Linked DNA regions of Homo sapiens: all the other regions are linked to region 1. A link is a contact called in ENCODE Hi-C data. All regions are on one chromosome and are shown on one strand. Each heading gives the region's core, a stretch centred on a gene start or an enhancer-like site at or near the end of the contact. The rest is flanking DNA. Distances are from core to core; before and after follow the strand shown.

Region 1 (2,870 bases), core at 1-2,500:
GGATGGGGCCCCCGGCTCCCCGATGGGGCACTCACCTCTGAATCCAGGGGGGCCTCTGTCTCCGGGAAGGCCTTTAAGCCCAGGCTGTCCAGGCACACCAGCATCTCCCCGTGGCCCGGGCTGAGCTCCCAGGACTTCTCCAGGGAGGCCCCTTTCCCCAGGGGGCCCATCTGGCCCTGGCAGGCCGATGGGACCTGGGGATCCATCTGGGCCAGGGAGGCCCACTGCACCTTTGGATCCTCGGGGTCCTATGAACCCTAAAAGGAAACATGGGTGGGCCCCAAACCACAAGTTAGCATGGTGACGTTCTAAGAGAAGAGTCAAAAAGAGGCTGGAAACAGCAAAAATTTGGCTATGGGGTCCTCAGAAGGCATTCCTCAGCTCGAGCCCTTGTCCCTGTCGCCCTTTTTGGAACCTACAACCTTCGCCATGTCGTTCTGTTGGTTATGTTTCTTCTGCTTGCCCCGCCATTCGGCCCCCCAGCCCTAAAACTGAGTGAAGGTGGACAAGCCAACAACGCCTCCTTGGACCTCGATTTGCATAATTCATGGGTTCCCCTGCTTTGCAAATAAGCCCCAAAGAATAGCTTTTTGTGGGACCTTCTAGGTTGTGCTGAGTGAGGAACAGCACTTCGGGATGGAAAATCCCAGGGAGGCAGGAACGAACAGGGCCGTCAGAGCCAAAACGCTGCCTGCCGTAACATCTCCCTGGTAGAAACCCGTCACTGTCGGTTGGGAAACGCTTCAAAGAGGAACGACACCCCTCTGTTGTATTGACCATGAAAATCATCAAGTCCCAATCCCAGCACTTTGGGAGGCCGAGGCGGGTGAATCACGAGGTCAGGAGATCGAGACCATCCTGGCTAACACGGTGAAACCTCGTCTCTACTAAAAATACAAAAAATTAGCCAGGTGTGGTGGCGGATGCCTGTAGTCCCAGCTACTCAGGAGGCTGAGGCGGGAGAATGGCGTGAACCCGGGAGGCGGAGCTTGCAGTGAGCCAAGATCGCACCACTGCACTCCAGCCTGGGCGACAGAGTGAGATTCCATCTCAAAAGAGAAAAAAATAAAAAGAAAAAAGAAAATCATCAAGTCCCATCTGCGGATGGAGGGAAGGCAGCTGTCCTGTGTCTTTTGTGGGTGCCACTGGATAAAATGATCTCATCAGGTCACTTCCTTTTTCGGTGCAGTCAGCCCTGACATGGCCTCAGAATGAACTCCCACAGCTGACAGTCACGCAGTGCTCAGAAGGAAAGGCTTCTGAGGTCACCACCACCCCCGCTGTGCATGCAGGAGAGAAGCCTGCAACGATGAGACTGGCAGGTGATTCTGTGGGACAAGATCAAGTACACGGCAGGCTCGGCACTCCTATGTATGGATACGGAAAAGGGAATGTTTTCTGTGTTCTGTGGGGTGTATCCCACCAAAAAGATCCAATGAGCAGGGCCCGGGGACCTCCTGGGCCGGTAAAGCCATCACTGCCTGGGAGCTGGGAGTAACTGGAATACAGAATAAAGGATCTGGATTAACCTGACGTTAATCAGCTAGACCGTACTCAGAGTTTTAACGGTGTGATTTACTCACAATGAAGAGACATGACTTTCACTGGCAATGTTACAAACTGTACCCAGGGAGCCATGCACTTGGGTTTGCATGTGTGGGTCTTAGATCTGGAATAGACTCTCTGATTTTTGCAATCCTTGAATTGGGCATTTTATCCTCTTCTGCATGTGGCGACAGAAGGGCAGTATATTTCAGCACCATAAAAAGTGACATGCGTTTCAGAAACTGATCAGTTCCTCAATCACCACCCACCCCCAGCCTGCCCCAGCCTCCCTGTTCATGACGTAAGGGCTCACATTTGATGGTGGAACAGGCTCCCAACTCACGTGGGCAACTGTCCAAATCACCTGATAATGGGTGCATCCCATCCATTCCCCCCTACAGGGGAGCCCCGTGTGGCGTTCACGCACACATGGCTGGGCACTCCAATCACAATTACCAGAGAACTTTCATACTCACAGCAAGAAGCTGTTCAGGAATTATTATCCTTCTCTCAAAATCATGAATGCTTAAACTTAGTATATATGAAATCATGAGAGTGGCAATGTTACACTTCTAAATATTTAGACACTTCCAGCAGGGCAACAAAACCACAGAGACCAACCCCTGGGGCAGAGGCATGGAGACTTCCTTTGCTTCATTCGAATGCAGAGTTGTTTTTACCAGGGCCTTGATACAGACACAGGAAGCCTGCTTCCCAATTTTGCAAAACATGGAGAAACGCATCATATGAAAGGAAACAGGGTCAGGGTTTGGAACAATCCCTACGGGCTGCAACACAAAATTCCGAAAGATACCATCTATCAGGGACGGACAGACACTTCTGCATTGAGGCTTAAATCAGCTATCTGAGTGGAGGTCAGGGGAGGGGCAGGGTTCAATTAGTCTTCACTGGGAACATTTGCAAGATGTTCAACCTAAGGGCGCAACAGTCCCGATGTTCTGTGTGATATTCCAGACATGGGGAGCGCTTTATTCAGTTTCTAGAGCCCAGTTGGAAAAGAATCCTGATAAGTGGGGGTCCTAGAAGGTTGCTCAGAATTCCAAGGGCATGGAACGATGTCATTAAAAGAAAGTATGTGTTCCCGGGGTCAGTTCTGCCTGTTCATGAGACGTCTGTGGGAGATGTGGCCGCCTCTCTCAGGGTGTGTGGTTATGAGGAAGTCAACTGTGTGGCTCAGGAACAGCCCGGTGAGAACTCCCTGGGAGGCAGGCTGTATTCCAGGGAGGAACTTTCTAGCAACAAGAGGGTTCCAATGTGCCACAGGTTCTAGGTGACAAGTGGGACTCCAGCAGAGGCTGCAGGAA
Region 2 (2,756 bases), core at 197-2,696, 1.3 Mb after region 1:
TGCTGAGGCTGCGTACATGAGTGGATGTAGGATAGATTTACAACCAGCTGCAAAATGGACAGAAAGGACTTCTACTGAGCTGTCATATGTCGCAACTTTGTTATAACTTTTCTTTCCTGGTGGGAGGAGCGGTTCAGGCAATACCATTGCCTTCCATGCCCCCATCTTTTACCCTCTTGACTGCACTACTGCACTCGATGCTGTTGGCATGCCCTTCCTGAGCCTTTCGCAGTTTCCACGGAGGGCAAGGCACTCTGTGGCCCAGTGTGCACCCATCACGTCCTCACTGCTGTGGTTGTGCTTCCCCTATAATTTGTTTGACCACTTATCTCTCCTACTGGTCTGTCAGATCCTCGGGGAGAATCCAGGCTCATGGAAGACACTTAATTACTATTTGTTGGATGTACAACTGCGTCATAGGTGGTGAACTGTGCAATTGTGTTCTGTTATTCCCAGTAACACATTTCTCAGAAGAGCAACACAGAAGACCTAATTTCTGTCCATTTAAAATTTTTTTAAAGGGCTTCTGTTAAAAATATGCAGACAAATCTAGCCTTGACACATTTCAAGGGTACTTCTCGAACCTTGCCAAATTGTGCTCCCTCTCATATACCGATAGGAAGCAAATTCTCTTTTAATGAAGAGAGTGTAGAGAAATAGATTTCTGTAACATGTATTCACTTGGTAAGTATTTGATGAGTGCTTACTATGTGACACATGTTGTTCTAGAATGAAGACAGAAACAAGAGAGTAAAGAAAAGACATATTATTTCCAAATTAAGCCACAGAGCTGAGCCATGATTGTGTCTACACATGTAAACTGTGTTTTGTGGAGAATGCAGTTGTACAGCAATTTTGGAAAAAACAATTATGGTTTCATTAAGGTATGATCCCCAAGGAGGGGACAGCTGGAGTCTGAAGGGAGGGTGAGTGTGGAAGCATCAACATAGAACGGTGAACAGTGAGGACTAGAGCTGCCTGAGAAAAGCTTGCTTCTGCAATTTCACCTTGAGCAACCGTCACTCCAAGCCAGGCACAGCACCACTGACATCATGACTTAATTGCAAGTCCCACATCTTAGGATTTAGTATCCATTTCACAGATGAGGAAACTGACTGTCAGAGGCTTCATTAACAACAAAGTTATATGCATGTAACTTTGCTGTGCGCTTGCTACGTCCTGGGCAATGAGGCTTTACAGTCCTTTGCTTCTTAACTCCCCAGAAATAGCCCTTGCCATGTCTCGGCTGTTGCTGCTACTTGACATACATGGGCTTGGAAAGACTGAGTCACTTCTTCAAAGTCACACGCATGAAATGCAGGCTTATATTTAACTTCAGTCAGGAGACAATTCGAGAGAATGTTAACCGTCTTTGGGAGAAAGGCTGCACCCGGTGTGTGAGGAATGAACTCTGCAGAACAGCACTCCAGCTGGGAGGCCCCAGCCAAGAGGAAGTGAAAACGAGGCCCTATCTTTCCTTTCCTAGCCACTATTTGCAAAGAGCAACTGCAGGCTTTTATTCAATGGCAAAAACCACAATTCCTTTTGCACTGACCTAACAAAAACATAGTACTTTTAAAAAGTTGTCTCAGCAACATGGCACATGCATACATATGTAACAAACCTGCACGTTGTGCACATGTACCCTAAAACTTAAAGTATAATAAAAAAAAAAGTTGTCTCTAGCTTGCTGGTAGTTTGCAAAGAAGTGTTAACATTTATTGGCCTGCAAAATTGTTTCACGCTTTTGAGGCACAAAGGAAATGAGAAAAAATTGCTCTCTGTACTGTTTTCCTTCACCACAACCATTTTTATTGGGTGAAGACCTACCAGGAAAGACATATGCTAGTAAGAACAAGAATAAATACAAAGACAACTTTGAAGTGACCGTGGTGCTGGTCACCCTACAATCCTTGGCCCTTGGTCTCCGATCAGATCTCCTTTCACTCTGTAACCATCTGAATTGATTCGCAGCTTTATTTGTAAAGGAAAAGAACTTGAACTTGATTTTTTAACATGCCAAAAAGGATGGCTCAGGTACAAAACCAACTTCAGCCGTAGTCCTTGATCCTGCGAAACCAAGGTTCACCAAACATTTTAGAATAGTGATCAAATGGTCTTCCTATCTTTTGACAGAAAGGAGAATAATTTTGTGACACGTTACTAGATGCAAAAAATTCAGTATCACCGCTTGGTAGACACACAAAGCATTTAGAATCAGGGTTGTCTAAGAGAAGCTTCGGTGATGATGGAAAAATTCTACCCCTGTGGCTACTGAGTACTTGGAAAGTGACTGATGATGGAGGAATGAAATTTAAAATTGTATTTAATTTTATTTACTCTAAACTTAATTGGCTACGTGTGCCTAGTGGCTACTGCATTGAACAACAAAGACTTAGATTATACTCGGATTGTGTTGGACTGAGGGAGATGTCTAACATGCTAGGATCAATTTCATCACTGTCCTAACTCAACCACCTTCAGCTCCTGACATAATGGCACAGAAGGGACCAGAACCCTGTCTGACAGCTGGCTTATCACGTGTGGGTGGAGCTACCTTTGCGATCATGGATTACAAACCCAGACCACTGACAGACTGAGTGGCTAAGCTCCTGCGCTTGCCCTCTCTGACTCCCTAATGCTGTAAAAACTAATCAGCAAGCATGCTCAAGCAGCTTAAGCTGGTTAATTGTCTTATTCTTAAAAATATACAGTATTGAGAGCACATGCCAGAATGCAGAAATACATCTCTAGTT
Region 3 (2,857 bases), core at 201-2,700, 1.6 Mb after region 1:
GAAAGAAGGAGACAGGTTCACACACACATGTGGAACTGTGCAGGTGTCCCTCTCAAATGGCAGTGGGGTCTCCAAGCAGACATTTGGGCCACGCTCTGCAAACTGCATTGGTCTATGAGGGCCACACCTCCAGTGACCAGCCACATCACAATCACTGGCAAAGTCAAGCAAGTGTCCTCTAAAATCTGAGCCTCTTTCACATCTCCATATGGTTCATTATTTAAGATACGAAAATAAATATCTCTTATTTATACGGAATAAACAATGTTAAAGAGACAGAGACAGATGGCTGGGCATAGTGGCTCACGCCTGTAATCTCAGCACTTTGGGAGGCCAAGGTGGGCAGATCACCAGAGGTAAGGAGTTTGAGACCAGCCTGGCCAACATGGTGAAACCCCGTCTCTACTAATAATACAAAAATTAGCCGGGCGTGGTGGCAGGCACCTGTAATCCCAGCTACTCGGGAGGCTGAGGCTGGAGAATCGCTTGAACCTGAGAGGTGGAGATTGCAGTGAGCTGAGATGGCACCATTGCATTCCAGCCTGGGTGATAATAGTGAAACTCTGTTTTTGTTTTTAAAAAGAAAGAGAGACAGAGACAGAAAGAGATGACAGGGAAGGAAAGAAAGAAAGAGAGAGAGAAGGAAGGAAGGAAGGAGAGAGAGAGAAGGAAAGAAAGAGAGAAAGAAAGAAAAAAGAAAGAAAAAGAAGGGAGGGAAAGAAGGAAGGAAGGAGAAAGAGAAAGAGAAAGAAAGAGAAAGAGAAAAAAAGGAGTGGAACAAAAGGCAGAGGTCTATTTTGGAAGCGAATTCAGAGCCTCCTTGTCCAGACACAGAAGCAGGTTTATCAACCATTTTTAGCAAACATCTGCGTCGTGGTCCTTCAACGTAAGGTAAGTCCTTAACTTGGTGAGAAACATAATGACTGCCATGTTTTCAGTCCTCAACAAGCTGGATTACACAGTTCACAGCCCCTTCTCCTAAACTTCTGAAGACAAATATGTTCTGAAATCCAGATTTTAAAAAAGTGAATGTAGTGTTTATATCCTTGGTAGGTTTGAAGCAGTGTCCCCAGTCAAATATTTTAATTTGGGGAGAACCCCATATGAATATTCACAGTCAGAGAAATATGTAAGAATTATAAATACACTTACATCAATCAAGTTTAGATTTTGTTGCTAAGTAAGTTCAGGTTGGGTCATGTTTTTTATGAGCACATGAGTCATACGTGAATGTTTGGTTTTCAGAACTTTTGGGAATTTGAAATTAAAAGTAAGCAATCAAGGACGTAGACCAACATGCCTTAAATTCATAATTTTATTTACTCATAACAACCCTGAGAATGTTTGTGACATTTAACTGACTGACTGCAGAAGTGAGGCTGGAGTGTTTGACTCTCTCTCAACACAAGAAGGACTTTCCCTTTTATACCCTGAAGGTAAATACACTGCTTGCACATCTAGCATCAAGCAAACATCTTTACTCAGCCAAGAACTGTGTCACCTCAATGATAACCAACTCCACCCCTAAAGGAGAAGATGTCAAAGAACCGGTTAACGACAATCGCTCACGCCAAATTCCCCAAGGCCCAGCCATCTCTGTCGCCTTGCGTCATCAAGCAGACTGCATTGGATGTGACAGAAAAGCAATATTTATTAAAGATTTTTGAGTTAGGAGGTTTTATAGTTAAATTGAAATTCAAAATATGTTAATCTGACCTGAGATTAAAGGGTGAGATTGAAGAGGCACCAAGGTAAGATGCTGTGCAGTGAGGGAAGGTGGGGCAGGAAGGGCCCAGCCAGGGCCATGGGACTGCATGGCAATATGCCAGCACCTGCCCTGCCTCAGGAGAAAAAGACATGATAGCCACAATGCTCGTGGCACCTCTTTTTTATACACATGACTGGGAAGACGGCCTCGCTCAAATAGGAAGTACAAGGGCCAGAAACAAAACTCTGAAAAGAGCCTGAGTATCTGGAGAAAAAGTCTATTTCCAGCTGTTTTCCCCAAATCGTGACTATCTGGACATTGGCCTCAGGTTTTTATGTCAAAACAGAGTATAAGTTTGAGTGTAAGTTTTTTTTTTTTTTTTTGTTCTGTTTTCTGAGACAGAGTCTCGCTCTTGTTGCCCAGGCTGGAGTGCAGTGGTGTGATCTTGGCTCACTGCAACCCCCACCTCCTCCCAGGTTCCCGCGATTCTCTTGCCTCAGCCTCCCAAGTAGCTGGGACTGCAGGCACCTGCCTCCAAGTCTGGCTAATTTTTGTATTTTTAGTAGAGATGGGGTTTCACCATGTTGGCCAGGTTGGTCTCGAACTCCGGACCTCTGGTGATCTGCCCGCCTCGGCCTCCCAAAGTGCTGCGATTACAGGCGTGAGCCATAGCATCAGACCAAGTTTCTAAACAACACAGCTGGCCGTCACCTCCTCAAGGACAAACAGCATTAGCAGTCAGTGGCCAGGACTGCTGGAGATAGGCCCTCCCTCTCTGCTGAGAGATGGGCCACTGGGCACCATCTCTGGCCTCCTGCCTTGCCTGACCTTGAGCAGGCTGCTACTTAACCTCTAGGACTCAGTGTCCTCATTCATCAAATAGGGACAATATTAGTAACAGTCTCATAGAGTTATTAGAAGAATTAAGTGAGAATTAATTACTGAGTGTTGTGCCTGACACTCAAAATTTTAGTGAAGGTAGTTTCTTGCGCAATTTTATATGCATGTGCAGTTGTGTGCACACGTTTATTTATGTGTTTATTATGTGAATACACCATCTTAATGACGTTGTATTTGGTATATTTATATTTGGCTTAATGATGGTCTATTTTCATAATAAAAATCATAATTATGCTACTATCATCCAAA

What was found. Hi-C counts contacts between places; a loop is a spot of excess contacts on that map. Pooled maps may share reads with other maps.
Region 2: a loop to region 1 is called in a pooled map, with 20 times the contacts of the local background. The contact joins two enhancer-like sites. A Hi-C loop is called at or near these places in 3 of 37 single-sample maps with no recorded cell type and 4 of 50 pooled maps.
Region 3: a map with no recorded cell type shows a loop between it and region 1 (12-fold over the local background). The contact joins two enhancer-like sites. A Hi-C loop is called at or near these places in 5 of 37 single-sample maps with no recorded cell type and 4 of 50 pooled maps.

The regions. Positions count from the first base shown.
Region 1 is chr13:110,470,316-110,473,185 of GRCh38, reverse strand. COL4A2 (collagen type IV alpha 2 chain) reads right to left here. Exons shown (of 48, transcript NM_001846.4): 29 at 36-257. Among named protein-coding and RNA genes, the nearest start is that of COL4A2-AS2, 8.5 kb to the right of the region's middle. RefSeq lists enhancers at 1-222, 951-1,090, 1,211-1,260, 1,271-1,510, 1,581-1,680. Within about 2 kb of position 1,250, at least 11 of the 41 ENCODE cell types and tissues checked have a DNase peak (open chromatin) inside an H3K27ac peak, as active enhancers do.
Region 2 is chr13:109,130,446-109,133,201 of GRCh38, reverse strand. All of the region lies in intron 31 of MYO16 (myosin XVI), which reads right to left. Among named protein-coding and RNA genes, the nearest start is that of MYO16-AS2, 30 kb to the right of the region's middle. Within about 2 kb of position 1,446, at least 2 of the 41 ENCODE cell types and tissues checked have a DNase peak (open chromatin) inside an H3K27ac peak, as active enhancers do.
Region 3 is chr13:108,918,189-108,921,045 of GRCh38, reverse strand. The region is part of intron 16 of MYO16 (myosin XVI); the gene reads right to left. Among named protein-coding and RNA genes, the nearest start is that of MYO16-AS2, 180 kb to the left of the region's middle. RefSeq lists an enhancer at 1,723-1,892. Within about 2 kb of position 1,450, at least 4 of the 41 ENCODE cell types and tissues checked have a DNase peak (open chromatin) inside an H3K27ac peak, as active enhancers do.